Regions from separate parts of the Homo sapiens genome. Here region 1 is linked to region 2. The links are chromatin contacts, found by Hi-C or POLR2A ChIA-PET in ENCODE. All regions are on one chromosome and are shown on one strand. The core of a region is the stretch at or near the end of the contact, and the rest is flanking DNA. Distances in the headings are between cores, read along the strand shown.

Region 1 (5,373 bases), core at 315-2,814, 39 kb before region 2:
CTAAGTTCAGGCTCACTTCTCAGGGCAGATTCCATCCTATGTCTGGCCAGTGCATGAGTTTAAAGACCCAGTTCTTGCCTCAATTCTGGACAATTCTGTCAGGCCAGCCCATCCCTACAGAAGCTCCTTTGTAGGACTGGCTGAGATCAGTGTTGCCACTGTTCCCCAGTTCAGCATACAAACCTGAAAGTGTCAGAATTTGCCTCCCTTAGAGCCAGATTTGCAGTAACATGCATGGCTTTCTTTCAAATCATTTGTTGTGTTCTTTGATTTCTACTATTTCTCTACTCGTACCTTTCCTCATTACCTTGGCAGTCTTGCTGGAGGTTTGCTAATTTTACCAGTTTCTTTTCAAAGATTGAACATTAGTTGGATCGAGCCTCTCAAAGGTACATTTATTACTCACTTCATTCCTTTTGTAAACATTTCCTGCCTTCTACTTGCTTACATTAATTTCCATATCTACCTCTAATCTCTTAGGTTGGATGTTTAGTTCATCTGTTTTTCAGTCTTTCTTCTATGCTAACATGAGCCTTTTACGGCTTTAGATTTTCTTTTAATAATTGTATCTCCAACTGTAGCTCCATGATGCTGTCAAAGTGAATATGTCCACGCCTAAACTAGGGACCTCCACCAATTCATCTACCTATTCTTTTCCACCCTTTCCCATCTCAGAGAAACCAGCTGTATTCCAGTTAGCCAGGCCATGATCCTGAAGTCACCTTTGATCATCTCCTTCTCTTGAAACCCACTTCCAATCAGTCAGGATGTCCTTTTGGCCCTTCCAGTTAGGCCAGGTTGTCATCTCCATGACATCAAGTTGTGTCAGTCATAAATCATTGCCTCTTGCTTGGCCTATTGTCCATAACTGCTGTTCTGTTTCCTCTCCTGCTCCCCTGCAGTCGGTTTTCCACACAGCACTCAGAGTGAGCCTTCTACACGTTAACTCATCCTGCAAGGTCTTTTCGTCTCCTTAGAATAAATTCCAGGTCACTGCATGGCCCACTGGGTCCTCTGTGGCCTGGGCCTCTGCTGTCTCTGTGACCCTCTCTTCTCCCTCTTCTTTGGTTCACTCTGCTCCAGCTACCTCTCTATTCCTCAGGCAGGCCTGGTGTAGGGGTGTTTGTACTTGACGTCCCCTCAACACCTGCATGGATCACTTTCTCACTTCCTTCAAGTCTTACTCAGATGTTACATTATTATCCAGCAGTCCTTCCTTCACCAAACCGTGTAAAATTTTACACCTGCCCAGCCAGTCACTTATTAATAGGCTTACCCTTATTAATGTTTCTTCTTAGCATGCATCATTGCCTGACGTATCCTTTTTGTTTGCTTCTTGTCTGTCTTCCACTGTTGGAATATAAGCTCTTTCAAGGCAGGGCTTACTTGCTGTGTTCACTGCTCTATGTCCAATGTCTAGCTCACAGACAGGCACTAATAGGTGTTCAGTAAATACTTGATGAATGAATGCATGTGTATTGGCTTGAAGTTCCTAATTCTCCAGGGGACTACTTCCCCTTTTACCCAAAGCCACTGCCCCATGTGACAGTTTTGTTCTCGTTTTTGCTGTTATTTACCTTTTCCCTGAAGCTGTAGGTAGTTTTTTGGAAGATCTAACTTAACTTATGAAGTTGGGGTGGAGAAAGGGAGTGTCTGCCTTTTGATTTTCTACCCTCAAGGGCCCAAGGCCTCATCTTTTGTCTTCCTGCTGAGTGAATACACTCAAGTGTTCCCAGGGCTACCTTGCCTTTAACATTTTAAAAAAATACTGAATTCATGCTTTTACTTCATTTTTTTTTGTCCTTTGAGGATTTACTTTACTTTCTTGTGATGTTAACTATACATTTCAATCAATTATTATTTTGTTTTGTATTTTATGGAAGAATTTCAGATGATCTGGTTTGCCAAACTACTGAATATTAAACTATTCAAACTTTTCATTTTTTTATGCAGTGCCCAGGAGACAAAAGGATTGACTTAACCAAAGTTTTACTGTAAATGAAATTGCTAAGACCAGACCCTAGGATTTCTGACCTCCAGGGCAGTATTTGATGGCCACATTGGGCTGGTGGCTGCCCCACTTCCTTTAGAGAGTCTAATGGTACAGATGTTCCTAGTCTAATAAGTATCTCTGGGCAGAAAGGACAAAAAAGAAGAAAAACAACTGTAGCAACATAACAGTCTCCAGGGTTCCAAGGAAACTTTTGTAGCCACTAAGGGCTGTAATAGCCATTTGTGAATATGTAATGGGAAGTAGTTCTGGGAATTGTAGCTGATTTCAGCAGGATAGCGTTTGTCAGAATCTGCCCCTTTGCTATTTTTCTAGAAGTCAAATCTGAAAGGCCTATTTTCTTAAGGATTTCTGCTGGGTCTAAGGCAGGAGGCCATTTCCTTCCAATTCCTGCAGTTCATTTAGGCTGCACCTTGGGTGGTTGTCAGTTGGAATATAAACATTGGTACCTTGATAATTATAGAAGATTTTTTAAAAGTTATTATTGGCTCTGGTGAAATAGTGTAACAGGAAACAGTCTGTACTTTAAGCAAAATGGCTGCCAGTTACAGTGTTCAGAGCACTATGCAAATCAGTTGAAAACTCAGAAGTTCAGTCAATCAGTTTTGCTTCATATGATGCCAACTGACTGTTTTTTTAATGAACCTTATTTGTCTCATTGCGTTGACTGACTTTGGGCCTGAATTGACTTAATTGCAGGGTTGCTTTTGATATATGGTAGCAATTGCTCTGTTGGGCTATGATCAAATGCAACAAATATAGGCCATGGATAATACTGGACGGCCCCAGTTGGTGGATGCCTTGCTAACTTTGTCTTGCAAAATAACTTACTGCTGCCAATCTAGCAGTTAGTTGTTTTAAAAAGTATATGAACAGTACAGAGTACAGCATTCTGTTCCATGTGTTAAATTTTAATGTATCATACCAAATCATTGTGACACTTCACCCAGGGCAGATTTTTGATAGGTAAGGTTATGATGACCTTAGAGACACAGGCAATGAGCTATTCTGGAATACCCACCTTTGGTCTTTTGCTTTGAAGAGTTCCATTTTAAAAAGAGCATTAAATTATGTGTTATGACTGTACAAATATTATTATAATGAATATTTGAAAATCTCACCTACCCAGAGGTGGTGACACTTAATACTTTAGTCTAGTTCCTTCTAGCATTTTTTCTACATATTTTTTATTAATTGAAATGATCCTGTATCCTAATGTGATTTTTTTTTTTTCACTTAACAATTTGTACTCTGGTGATTTTTTTTCTTTACTGAATATGATAACTCAAGTATTTTCCCATATTATTATCAACTCTTCACAGACATTTTTAATGGTATTCTTTGGTATGAATGTTGAAGAGTTTACTTAAACGTTCTCTGATAATGAGACATGTAGTTCCCTATTATTTATTATTATAAATACTCCTCAATTGAACATCTCTGTACACTGTTTTTTCCACATCCTAAATTATTTTCTTAAGCTAGTGGAATTATTTAGCCAAAGGTGGTAGATATTTTTCAGGTATCTGGGACAAATGGCCAAATTTTATTTCTAAAATGATGTCCTCCTTTATGTTTAATCCAACAGCATACAAGGAGATTTGTCCCACCATGCCCAGATGAGTATGAAATAATGTTCTTAAAATATATTTCCTATTTTAATTGGTGACAATTATAGCTCTTTAAATTTACATTTTCTGATTATTCTTAGGGTTGAATATATTTTCCTTTGTTTATTCGTCATTTTTCAAAGGGGTGGTGAGCTAGTTTGTTCATGCCCTTTGTTATTTACATATTGAGATCTTACTATGTTTTTATTATAGATTTCTATGAAGTCTTTACAAACTAAGTAAATTAACTTTTTGCCTTACGTATGGCAAGTGTTATTGTCAATTTATTCTTTGTGTTTTATTTTATTTTGTGTTACAATGTGTAAAATCGCTATCTATCATCCCTTTGTTATTTTTCACATTAAATGTAAGTTTGGGAACCAGAGATCGATAGAAGGTAGTCAAGGTATTAGTACTTATTTTTAACAATGTTATTTAGGTATAACTTGCATACCATAAATTCACTTATTTTATTATTTTTCCTTTTTTAGAGATAGGGTCTCACTCTGCTGCCCAGGCTGGAGTGCAGTTGCATGATCACGGCTCACTGCAGCCTTGACCTCCTGGGCTCAAGTGATCTTCCCACCTCAGTCTCCTATTTAGCTGGAACTACAGGTGCGTGCCACCACACCCAGCTAATTTTTGTATTTTTTGTACAGACAGGGTCTCCCTGTGTTTCCCAGGCTGGTCTTGAACTCCTGGACTCAAGCGATTTGCCCGCCTTGGCCTCTCAAAGTGCTGGGATTACAAGTGTGAAACACTGTGCCTGGCCTATTTTAAATAGACAATTCAATGATTTTTAACAAACTTGCACAGTTGTGTAAACTCCACCACAATCTAACTTTAAAACATTTTTATCACCCCCTTCCAAAAAAACCTCATGCTCAATTGAGTAACTACTCTGCATTCCTAACCCCAGCCCTAGGCAAACGTCAACTTTCTGTCTCTATGGATTTCCCTATTCCTGGACGTTTCATATAAATGGAATCACACAATATAGGGTCTTTTTTGACTGAGTCCTTTTACTTAGTACAATATTTTTAAGGTTTAGACATGTTGCAGCATGTATCAGTATGCCATTTCTTTTTATTGCTGAATAATTGTCCACTGACGGATGTGCCATGTTTACTCACTCGTCCATTGATGGGCATTTGGGTTGTTTGCACCTTTTGATATTATGAATAAGACTACTGTGAACATTCATGTGCAAGATTTTGAGTGGACATATATTTTTATTTCTCTTAAGTAGATACCTAGGAGTGGAATTGCTGGGACATATGGTAAATTTATGCTTAACGTTTTAAGAAACAGCCAATTATCTTCCAAAGTGGCTGCCCCATTTTACACTCATCAGCAATATTCCAGTTTCTCTATATCCTTGCCAGCACTTGTCATTGTCATTGTAATTTTTCACACTGAGCTCCTTCACTTGTCTCTGTTTTGTTTTGTTCTATAATGTAAGGCAAGGATTTAAAATAATTTCCCCTTATCCCATTTGTTTGTGATGTCTTTTTATTGTATCAAATTCATATTTAAATGAAGTTTTTTATGATCTCTTTTCTCCAAATATCTCCGTTCACACCCTTCACCGTAAGGCTTTGTCTTTTTTCTTCTCATCTGAACAAAAATAAGCATTTCCTAGAGATTTTGTCATATGAAATGCTAGGATAAACTAATGTGACTGATTTAAACTGTCAGTGACTGCTTCAAATCTTTTTGAAATAGTGGGATAAAAATCCCCTTTAAAAAATT
Region 2 (5,007 bases), core at 552-3,051:
GAGTTATGGGCCTGGTCCCAAGATGGAAGGTGGGCTCTTCCAGTGAAATGGGCAATAGTGACAATCAAGCACTGCTTATTCAAGGAGTCATTTCTCATGCTTGCTTAAACTAAAAATTCTACATTACTTGTAGAAATGGGTGAGTTTTCACCTAAGGACCACAGCTCTTCTGGCAGCAATTTAATCTGATTGCAGGTTGAGTACTTAAATGCCTTGAACACGGAAACTATTGAAAGGACAGCAAAGAGGCCTGCAGCCTGACATCCACTGCATGTGGTAAGAGGGCTCAGTGTTGAGATGGGGTCTATTCAGGGCCTTTCTCTTACTGTTCCCTCTGCCTGGGTTACCGCACCTCTGCATCTTCACATGGCAACTCCATCTCACCATCCAATCCCTTCTGGGGAGAAGCTCTCCTTGGTCACTCCATCTAGAGTCAACTTTTCTCCCCATCCTATTCCCCTCAGTCACTCTCTATCCCCACTCTCTCATTTTGTTTTATTTATGACAATTGTTAAAGGAATTATTTAGTTGAACAATGTATTGTGTTTTCCCTTTCAAAGCATGTCCATTTGTTGAGAGCAGGGATCTTGGCTCGATTGTACACTGCCACATCCATATTGACTAAAACTGTGCTTGACATATGGTAGGTACTCAATAGTTGTTTGCTAAGTGAATAAGTAATTTAGAATAAAGTTCGTTGTGCTCATAGTTAGAATAATCATAAATAAGAGCTAACATTTATTGACTTTTACAGTGTGCTAGACACAGTGCTGCATGCTTTAAGCACACTGTTTTATTTAATTTTTTTTTTTTTTTTTGAGACCGAGTCTCACTCTGTTGCCCAGGTTGGAGTGCAGTGGCGTGATCTCAGCTCACTGCAACCTCCGCCTCCTGGATTCAAGCAATTCCCCTGAGTAGCTGGGATTACAGGTGCGCAATACCACACTCGGCTAATTTTTGTATTTTTAGTAGAGACGGGGTTTCACCACGTTGGCCAGGCTGGTCTCAAACTCCTGACCTCAGGTGATCTGCCTGCCTTGGCCTCCCAAAGTACTGGGATTGCAGGGGTGAGCCACTGCACCCGGCCTTGTCTTATCTAATTTTAATGACTTATTAACATTTTAAAAAGCAGGCAGCTTAGAAGTTGTGGCATTCTGTGCCTCCTCTTAAAACTGAGGAGACTCACTGAAACATGGACTTGACTTTAGGAACATTTCCTAGACGAAAGCACTGGGTGGCCTTCTTCACAAATTGGTCCACACTGGCTGAGCTTCTCTAGGGTCCAAGCTGAACTGGTCAGACCAAGGAGATCGGTACACCCCATACTATGTTTTGGGCCCCATGCCAACTTTCCTTTGAGTACATGAAAAGGGACAACCAGACTTAGAGGGACAGATTGAAATGAAAGATCCTGATGTACTTTCCAGAGTGACAACAGAAAAATATTAACTCTTGCCCATTACCCCTTATACGACCTGTAAAAACCATTTGTAACAGAAAATAACTGTGCACAGAGGAACGTGATGCCAACCAGAGGACGATCCTTGGTATTCTCATTTTTCTCCAAAGAAACAAAGCAAATAGACCAATTTTGGCCTCAATCATCAAATACATTTTGTGATGCCTACAGAGAGCAAATTGCCCTCACAGCAGCAACTCAGTGCTTTCGTTCATTTGTGGTTTTTTTCCAATTTAAAATTTTCCCAAGTGCTCAGTCTCCAGCCTACTCTCCATCCTGGTTTCCACCAGCTCCACACACTCATACTCAACAGTTGCAGCCGGGTGACTCAGTAGGACTGGGCCCACCAACCGATCAGGAAGTCAGCCAGCAAGGCACGTCTATAACAAGAAGCAGGAGGATGGGGAAGAACAACTTGAGTGAATGCATTTCATTCCAGAGAAGAGCTTTTTAAAAAGCTGTTTAACATTCAAGGTTCTATTATTATTTTTGGCAGCATGTTGAGTCCCTGTCTCTTTTTTTGGCTACTTTTCTAGTACTTTATGTATCTAAGATTTGCAACCGATTTCAGTAACACTGGGAAACATTTTTCAGTGTAATTATAGGAGTTACTTAAATGCTATTTAAATGTTATTTTATATACTCATCAGACAATAAGCATAACATTAAAATGACTATATATAATGACCTATAAAATAATTTATGCTTATACATCATAGACATAGAAATTGCCTTAAGCATTAGACTTTGTAGAATTGTATAATTAAAAAAATTAAATTTAATAACAATTGCCCATAGATCTCAAGTTAATTACCCAATGCAAAAAATAGATGGATAAATAAGACTATAGGTGGTCCGTTCCATCACACAGTCAGTGATGAGGCCTGGTATGTTTATCTGAATCAACTTTTTATTATGGAACATTCTAAATGTACATAAATTTAAAGATTATGTACCCCCCCCCCATCGTCCAGTTTCAACAATTATCCATGTATTGACCCTGTGGACTGATGGTGAGAGGAGGGAATTATGGCATGGGACTCATAACTGCTGGAAGGCAAAACAATTGTCTGTCATGGCAGGGGTGATTCTGTAACTGGTTACCCACATTAACCATTTGAAACTGTAGGTAAAGTAGGTAGTTCACAGGCTTAACCCCAACTTCTGCTTTAATACATCTGGCAAAAATATATTCTAATACATAAGTATTCATGATCTACCATGAGCCCATGATTGTCCTAGATATTGTGATGGATATATAGCAGTTGTTAAAGTATTGGAATGGTGGATAGTTTCCATTTTCCCTTCCAGATATAGTCTCCCTATTACCTCACCCTGACCTGCATCCTGGGATGCTGAGCTGCACTATGCCAAAATCCCCTGCCTCTGTAGGGGTGAGCCAAGGGATGGCACAGAAAGGCCCCCCCTCAGGAAAGATGGAGAATAGAAAGCTAAGCAGAGAGGGTGCTCATATAGGATGTGACGCAGTGCTACAGGGCACTGACTATCCAGCCAAGGAGTGTTAGTCAATTCAAAAAGCAATAGAATACTCAATATCACTCATCATTAGGGCAATGCAAATCAAAAACCACAATGAGACCACTTCACACCCACTAGAATGGCTATTATTGAAAAAATAGAAAATAATAGTGTTGGCAAGGAAATGGAGAAACTGGAACTCTTGTGCATGGCTGTGGAAATGTAAAATGGTACAGCCACTGTGGAAAAGAGTATGGCAGGCAGTTCCTCAAAAAAAAATTAAGCATAAAATTACCGTATAAGCCAGCCACTTCACTACTGGCTACATAACAAAGAGAACTGAAAGCAAGATCTCAAACAGATATTTGTATACCAATGTTCATAGCAGTATTATTCATAATAGCTAAAAGGCACAGCAACCCAAAAGTCCATCAACAAATAAATAGATTAACAAACTATGGTATACACAGACAGTGGAATATTATTCAGCCTTAAAAGGGGATGAAATTCTGACACATGCTACAACTTGGATGAACCTTGAAGACATTATGCTAATGAGATAAGCTGATCACAAGAAGACAAATACGATACAATTCTACTTTCATGAGACACCTAGACATATTACAGAGAGAGAAAGTAGATCATAGGCTATCAGGGGCTTGGGGGAAGAGGGAAATGGAGAGTTGGGGTTTGTGCCCTAATTCAATTAATGCCACTGAACTGTACACCTAAAAATGGTATACATTGTAAATTTTATGTTATGTGTATTTGACCACAATAACACAAAAAGCAATAGGTAGACTTTGCACCCACAAGCAAAGCCTTGAAAATTTGACTGGAGAAGTAGTGTAACAGCAGTACACAGGATTCAACTCTGCTTCCTGCCCACCCGCTACCACCGACCCAGTAAAAATATTTTCTTTGTTACAAAATCAGTCTTTTTAAAAAATTAGAACCTTTGTGTATGTAGACATAGTTCAAAAAGGAAGGCAACATCCAGGAAGCTGACAACAGGGTCGTCTTTTCTGCAGGGAGTTAGGGCAGCCCCAAAAAGAGGCAGAGAAGGAAGGGCAGGGAATTGCAGGGCTGTGATCAGACTGTCCCCAGATCTTTTCAAGGCGTGGTGGGGGGCAGTCTAATTTTTACCATCCTGGATACCTCTGCATTTAATTGTGAACTATGGGTTATTTATAGGGTTCGAACTATCAATATTAGTCATAACACTGGTTGCTGTAGGCAAAATTTGCATCAAGAAGAAGGCTTGATAACCAAATCGCACAAAAAATCTGCAAGTTATCTCTTCAATAACAACCTGCTACAAGGGTGAGGCCTTAAGAATGATATTTTTGAAAGGCACATACCACTTAAAATGCCAAAATAGCAGATATTTTCTCCATACCCATGGGATAAATGTCAAGTTAATCTAATAAGAAGTCTGACTCTGAATACTGAAAAGGGAACTAGATCTGAAATTACAAGACCTGAGTTTGAATCCCAGATCCTCAGAAAACTAATATGCAAATATACATTGTCATTATTACTATTACAAATCACTTGCACATCTCAGTTATTCTTTATATTTATTATTCCCATGTGGAGAAACTGGAGCTGAGAGAGATTAACTAACAGGAGGAGTAGTTATCAATTGGAAGACCGATCTTGAACCAAAGCTACCTTCTCTAACTCCAGAGCTCTTGGGTTCCATCAGAGCTTCAAAAGGCAGGCAATTATATACATACATTTTCTAGGAGACATGATCAGAGCATTCTGGTTCCTTGAGTTGTCTTTAGGATGGGAATGAGAGTGAAGTATTGTGCCAAGACATCAGTCCAACCACACTATTTATTTCTTACTTATATTTCTTGTTTACCTTATAATTTTTAAAGGTTTTCATGTCATGACCATTTCAATTCATTGATTCTCATAGAACGCTGGGAGGAAGGTAGAATAGATAGATTTAAACCCATTTTACAAATGCTTAAACTGAGATACAGAGAGACCCTGACTTGTCAAACGTCACACTGTTAATTTGCTTGTGGCTGAACTGAGGCTGTATCCCAAGATCCTTA

Evidence for each region. A loop is a pair of places that touch in the nucleus more often than their neighbours do. ChIA-PET counts read pairs that join two places held with the same protein, here RNA polymerase II (POLR2A). Pooled maps may share reads with other maps.
Region 1: a loop to region 2 is called in a pooled map, with 2.8 times the contacts of the local background. The contact joins two enhancer-like sites. A Hi-C loop is called at or near these places in 15 of 37 single-sample maps with no recorded cell type and 7 of 50 pooled maps. POLR2A ChIA-PET finds 5 or more read pairs at or near these places in 1 of 52 experiments (OCI-LY7).

Annotation. Positions count from the first base shown.
Region 1 is chr7:22,422,767-22,428,139 of GRCh38, reverse strand. All of the region lies in intron 4 of STEAP1B (STEAP family member 1B), which reads left to right. Among named protein-coding and RNA genes, the nearest start is that of RAPGEF5, 68 kb to the right of the region's middle. Within about 2 kb of position 1,564, at least 2 of the 41 ENCODE cell types and tissues checked have a DNase peak (open chromatin) inside an H3K27ac peak, as active enhancers do.
Region 2 is chr7:22,384,650-22,389,656 of GRCh38, reverse strand. No RefSeq gene overlaps it. Among named protein-coding and RNA genes, the nearest start is that of RAPGEF5, 30 kb to the right of the region's middle. Within about 2 kb of position 1,801, at least 2 of the 41 ENCODE cell types and tissues checked have a DNase peak (open chromatin) inside an H3K27ac peak, as active enhancers do.